2 separate regions of the Mus musculus genome follow, and region 1 is linked to region 2. A link is a loop called in an ENCODE intact Hi-C map of the cell type or tissue named here. Cell type or tissue: heart. All regions are shown on one strand. Each heading gives the region's core, and the rest is flanking DNA. Links, peaks and the distances in the headings are about the cores only.

Region 1 (2,922 bases), core at 100-2,599, 1.3 Mb before region 2:
TCTGTAACGCCGAGTAAGTCTGTCCCTCCTCTGATCTGCCACTGAGTCGGTAAAGCACCAACTATGGACTAGATGAATGAACATGCCCAGTGGCTTTATTCTGGTCACTTAATCTCTATCCATGGAATGGCAGATTCTTTTAGTGCAGTATGGATGAATGAAAGCTCTAGGCAGATCCACAGAGGTAGGGAAATCTGAGATGCCTCCCAGAAGTGAACTCTCAGTGGTGCATTCTGGGAGCTGCCTATTCCTGTTATCTAAGTGGAAGGACGGAGGGTGGAGAGAGGAGTATCAAGAGGTTGTTGGGGCAAACAACTGATCACAGGAAGCAGGGTTGTAGATGCCACGGAGTCCTTCCAAAACACTAATCTCAAAGCATGGAGGTGCTTCCCCAAACTCTCCCTTTTTGGCCTAAATGGTGTATTTATCATCTCTGGATGCCAAATTCTGCTCCTCATTGGTAATAGTTTTCCACTTTCATGTAAGTCCAACTTCCCCACCCACTGCATCTTTCTGGAAAATTCCAGACCTTATTCATCTCACTTTGGCAGTTATCTGTGTGATGCGGTTATTTCTCACTTGCCTATAATTAGGTCCCTGGTGCTGCCTTTGCCTGTCACATGGTCCATATCTCCAGGGAGTGTGGCTTTGCCCAGTAGGCCCTCCTCGTATCTCAGAAGACTTGGGACATGAAAGGCAGACAGCGTAAAATGACTGACTTTTCGAACACCCTGCACTTTCAACCACAAGTATTGGTTGTATTTCTTTTAATGTGGAATGCTCAGGACCGGGAATGTTACAGACAGCTAAATGATCTGAGCACTATTACTAGGGTACCAGACTCCCATTTCCCCTCAGCTCCCCTAAGTCCTGCTAAGAGAAAATCAAGCCCATATTCATAGGCAGGTCGAATTATTTTCCACAGCACGATGCTGACAGCAGCTCTTGCTTTAGCTAGGATTTTAAAAATAGATAATGGGTATTGCTTGAATTTTAAAATGCATTAAAATATCTTCTAAAGGACCAGTCACTGCGTACTGGTTATTATTATTATTATTATTATTATTATTATTATTATTATTATTATTTTAATGGATTCTGGCTCCTTCTTATATGATTTTTCACTACTTAAACCATAACGAAGGATGCATAAGTGCTGTGACTTGTGAATGATTTCATCTCTGTAAGAGAGTGTAAGACATATAAAAAGTTTGTGAAATGCAGAAAAACCAAACAAAAACAAAAAACAAAGCAAGAAATGGAAACCAGTGAGTTGTGACAGGATTTCGTCACTAGATGGCAGTCCTGGTCTGTAAATGCTTTTCCAGTTCTGCCCTTGGTCCACTTGCAGACAGTCTACAATTCAGCTGTGGTGCGCTTGAATTCCACACTGCCAAGTGTATTTCCATTTACTGCAGTGGCATTTTGGCTAAGAAAAAATTCAGCCCTTTAGAAATCTGTAAGGACACAGCAAGACTTCTGTATTCTTAGCTACTATTTGAATCCAGTGAGTTAATTGACTGATACAGGGGAATTGTACCTAAATTTCATGTGAGTCTTGATCTGTTTATTTAGAGCAGAACAGAATATAGAAAGCACATGTCCTTCTCTGAAGGAAAGCCCCACACATGGGTTTGTTGTGAAGTTGTTTCTGAGGATGCATCTACATGGCATGGCTCTGTCCCAGGCCCATGTCTTTGAACCCACAGAGACAGACACTAAGGCCACGCCAGGCCTTATTCTCCAGCACCTGGGCAGTTAGATGGGGATGCACAAGGCACCGAGAAGGAACTTGCTTTTTCCTTACAGGTGGCTGATAACTCCCTCACGGTGAATGAGAGCTGAGGCCCATACCCTACTTTTTGGATTGAAGCACTTTAATCAGAGTCTACTCCTGGATGTCCACAGGAATCAGCCTACACCAGAATGATTTTGTATTCATTTGGTCCCCTAAGATAATAGAAGCTGAGGGTCATCCGAGCTTGATTGGTCGTGCCTCACTAGGCCCCTTGCTCTTGGTTGTACCTCACTTGCCATCTTTTTTCAATTGGTTTTTTTTTTTTTTTGAGATTTTATTTTTTGTTTCATGTGTACAGGTGTTTGCATGACTGTATGTATGATGTATGTGTACCATGGGGGCCAGAAAAGGACATTGGACCCCCTGGGATGTTGTGAACTGTCATGAAAGTGCCTAGAATTAGACCTGTGTTGTCCAGAAAAATATCCAGGGTTGTTAATCACTGAGCCAACTCTGCACACATGCACGTGCGCGCGCGCACACACTCACACACACACACACACACACACACACACACACACACACACACACACACTCACACGTGCATATCATAATTCTCCCCTTAAAATATTGCCGTTACTGCTATTTTTGAGGAGTAAAAGGGCATCAGTACTAAAGTGATGGTTTTCTGAGTCACCCCTCAGGCATCCAGATCTGGTGACAAGGAATACACACTCTAACTTCTTATACAGCCATTTTCTGAGCTCCTGTTTCATCAGAAACATACAGTGCCTTGAAATAGCAGAGAACACAAATTATTGGCTAAGTATGACTTTCCAGGGAGGATGACTTTGTCCTTTGCTCTCTCTGGGGACATTTAGTGGGTCTGTTGACACATTCGGGTTGTCACCACTGGGGTGTACATTTTATTGGCATCCACTTAGCCTATGTTCTGGATTCATTTGTGTTTTGTCTTTCCTTTCTTATCTTCAAGAGCATTTTGGAACTTATTAAACTATGAAGGTGATGCTAACCTCCTTGCTATCAAGAATTAACTGCTCCCAAAATTGTGAGTCCTAGAGAGGCTGAGAAACCCTGGTCACCTTTTGAACCTCACCCACAGAGCTCCGGACACAATTAGGAGCTGCAGGTCTCGGCCAAGCTGCTAGGATAGCATGTCTGGC
Region 2 (2,922 bases), core at 294-2,793:
TTCTCGTCTCATGTGCCTGAACCATGAAGATCTTCACACAGCTATTTCCCTGCTCGGCTTTCAGACCCTGTGACCCCAGTGCTCCCCGCCAGCATTGCCCCTCATCCTGTCTCTTTACCTTATCACCCTCTTGTATTTTCTTCATAGCATTGCCTACATTTAATTAGCTGAAATTATTCCTTTCATTGTGTCTGTGTCAGGTTGTCCCATAGCACTTTAAGATAGTTTGGGGGGGGGGTGGGAGGTGCCATTGATTATTCATATTTTAAACACACACACACACAAAAAATGAGGCTCAGAGGTTTTCTCCCCTTTCCTAAGGTTCCAGAACTTATTAGGTATAAAACTAGGTTTTAAGTCTTGACTGGCTGCAGAACTGCTATCTCTCTCGTGTGCCCTTCTTTTTCCCTTGACTTTTTTTTTTTTTTTTTTTTTTTTCCGGTAGCCAGATTACATGCTTTAGGGTTGTTCCGTGACCTACTGGAGAAGGGAACACTTGTACACAGAGAGGCATGAGCACTCACTCACATGAATAAAAATACCTCTCTCTTCCTGCCATAAAACTCATCACAGCCAACCATTCATTTGATTGAATCCAACAAAATGAAGATTCAATACTAATTATTATGTGAAAACTTCTGGTTAAAGGAATTGCTCGCGGGTATATCTATTTATTCTAATACCCATGATTCTCGCCAAGAGGAAAACTAGACCTGGACAGAGCTCCACCCTCGTGACCAAAGCATCTCCGCCACAGTGAAGTGGTTTAGAGTCTGGACCAGGAATCTTCTGCCTCCTGAGAGTCTTACTTGCTACGGCAGAGTTTCTACTTCGCGTGAATCTCACTATATAGCTATCACCCATAGCATTCCCATTTGAGAGATGAAAAAATGAGCAAATCACGTGACTGTAACGAGACTCAGGCCGCAGCCCAAGGCTGGAGCAAGAGCTCAGATGTACCGTCCTGAACACACCATAGTAGCACCTCAATGTTATACATTTTATTACTGCTTTTTCTCTAAGTGCTGAGTTTTGAACCCAGAGTCTTGAGGGTCTTAAGTCATACTCCCAGCCTCTTGTTCCATCTAAAGTTCTTCTCCCAGATATTCAACTGTACAAAATCTCACGTACCAAAATCATCAGTATCGTGTGCGTTTATTTCGTCCGATCTCAAATGTATTGAGTTGAAAGCTGCGTTTATATAAGATGTTCAGCTAAATGCTATGCACATCAGTGATATGGATGATTGATGGGTACACACACAGGAACCAGAGTAAATTATATACCTTTCTTCAGCTTTCCTGCGGAGGCCTTCTTTTTAAGCACCAAGTCCTATTGAACTCAGCTACTCAGAGAGCCAATGAAGCCTGAGACTAAACTATAGCCTAGTGTCTGCTGCCACCTTGTGGTAATGTTCTCACCTAGGCAGTATTTGCTCTTAAGGGTTAAATGCAGAAATACTGTGCAAATGATCCAGGTACTGAACTTTTTTAGCTTCATGCTTTAAAAGACTTCCACAGAAACTCAAGATGAAATAAAATAGCCCTTTCGGTGACTACTGAGACAGCCAAACAGCAGCTGGCCTCTTGGTTCGTGCCTCATAGGACAGCATTCGACTTCCTGAGGGGTGAAATAGAAAAACTCAGACCCTAGAGCACCGTCCTGCTTATAGAACTCATATACGGATATCTAAATGTGATTAACAATTATGCTGTGACTTCTTTTATTCCTAATGTGCCTTCTCTATGTAGTATTTCACACGTTACCAGGGAATTTCCCACACTTCTGTCACATGCATCATTGGAGGATTATGAAGTAAAACACGGTCAGTCGCACAAATGTTTGTGCTAACACTTGAGAAAGAATGATGTTTCCTGTGTGTTTTGCTCCAAACAACCAAAAATTAAGCCGTGATCTCAGTCACTGGATGAATTTTAGAAGTCCTTTCCGCTCAAGCACTAAAGAAATCCAAAGCACAGCTGAAAGTGACAGCGATGGAGCGCCCTCCGTTTTGTCAAAGTGAACTCCTAAAGCTTGCCTGTGGGAAGACTGGCCAGTACCAAGGAATCCAGCAACCCAATAGGAAAACTGGCTCATTCAAAGGGAAGGTGATAGAGAGGTAGGTAACAAAGACTTACCTCGTTTCCCATTGGTACCTTTTGGTTTTTGGTTTTTTGTGGGTTTTTTTTGTTTGTTTGGTTGGTTGGTTGGTTGGGTTTTTTTTTGTTGTTGTTGGTGGTTTTTTTTTTTTTGGTTTTGTTTTGTTTTGTTTTTGTCTTTTGTGTTTTGTTTTGTTTTTGTCTTTTGATTTTTGGTTTTTGGGTTTTTTTTTTTTCATTACACAAGATCCATTGTGAAAAGGTAACATCTCCTTTAAACATTATAATTTAAAAATATAGACTGTAGGTAGGAGGACGGAGTGCTACATCAGATCAGGATGTGGAGTGCTGTCGAAGTCATCTTTTGCAGTTATTAAAGTCTCAATTTTACCAGGCAGAAGGCTTTACTTTCCATCTGATTTGAGTTTTAATGTGTCATGTGAGATTAATGTCCGTATTAAGAATATAATTTTTCAGTATCAGTATTTTCTTTTTTTTTTTTTTTTTTAAAGATTTATTTATTATTATATGTAAGTACACTGTAGCTGTCTTCAGACACACCAGAAGAGGGAGTCAGATCTTGTTATAGATGGTTGTGAGCCACCATGTGGTTGCTGGGATTTGAACTCTAGACCTTCGGAAGAGCAGTCGGGTGCTCTTACCCACTGAGCCATCTCACCAGCCCCCAGTATCAGTATTTTCGTCTTCTCACATTCCACACCAATGAATTTTGAAAATGTATCAATGCTTTCTGTTCCCTGCTAAAGCAATGTTTACTGCTGAAATGTCTACTAATCCTATTTCACCACTGAACCCTCTTCAA

Evidence for each region. Hi-C counts contacts between places; a loop is a spot of excess contacts. Peaks named below come from ENCODE experiments on the same cell type or tissue, not always from the same donor. Only the 100,000 strongest peaks of a DNase experiment are listed, where the experiment ranks them.
Region 1: it touches region 2 in a loop (6-fold over the local background); 8 of 42 quality-filtered maps call a loop at or near these places.

Annotation. Positions count from the first base shown.
Region 1 is chr14:12,573,967-12,576,888 of GRCm38, forward strand. The region is part of intron 6 of Cadps (Ca2+-dependent secretion activator); the gene reads right to left. Among named protein-coding and RNA genes, the nearest start is that of Fezf2, 230 kb to the left of the region's middle. In heart, for the core only: a CTCF peak has its summit at 1,294 (motif pointing right); no DNase peak of the experiment used is centred there.
Region 2 is chr14:13,916,450-13,919,371 of GRCm38, forward strand. Gm11100 (predicted gene 11100) reads left to right here and starts at 1,995. Exons shown (of 5, transcript NM_001370907.1): 1 at 1,995-2,119. The coding sequence starts at 1,995. In heart, for the core only: a CTCF peak has its summit at 1,423 (motif pointing left); no DNase peak of the experiment used is centred there.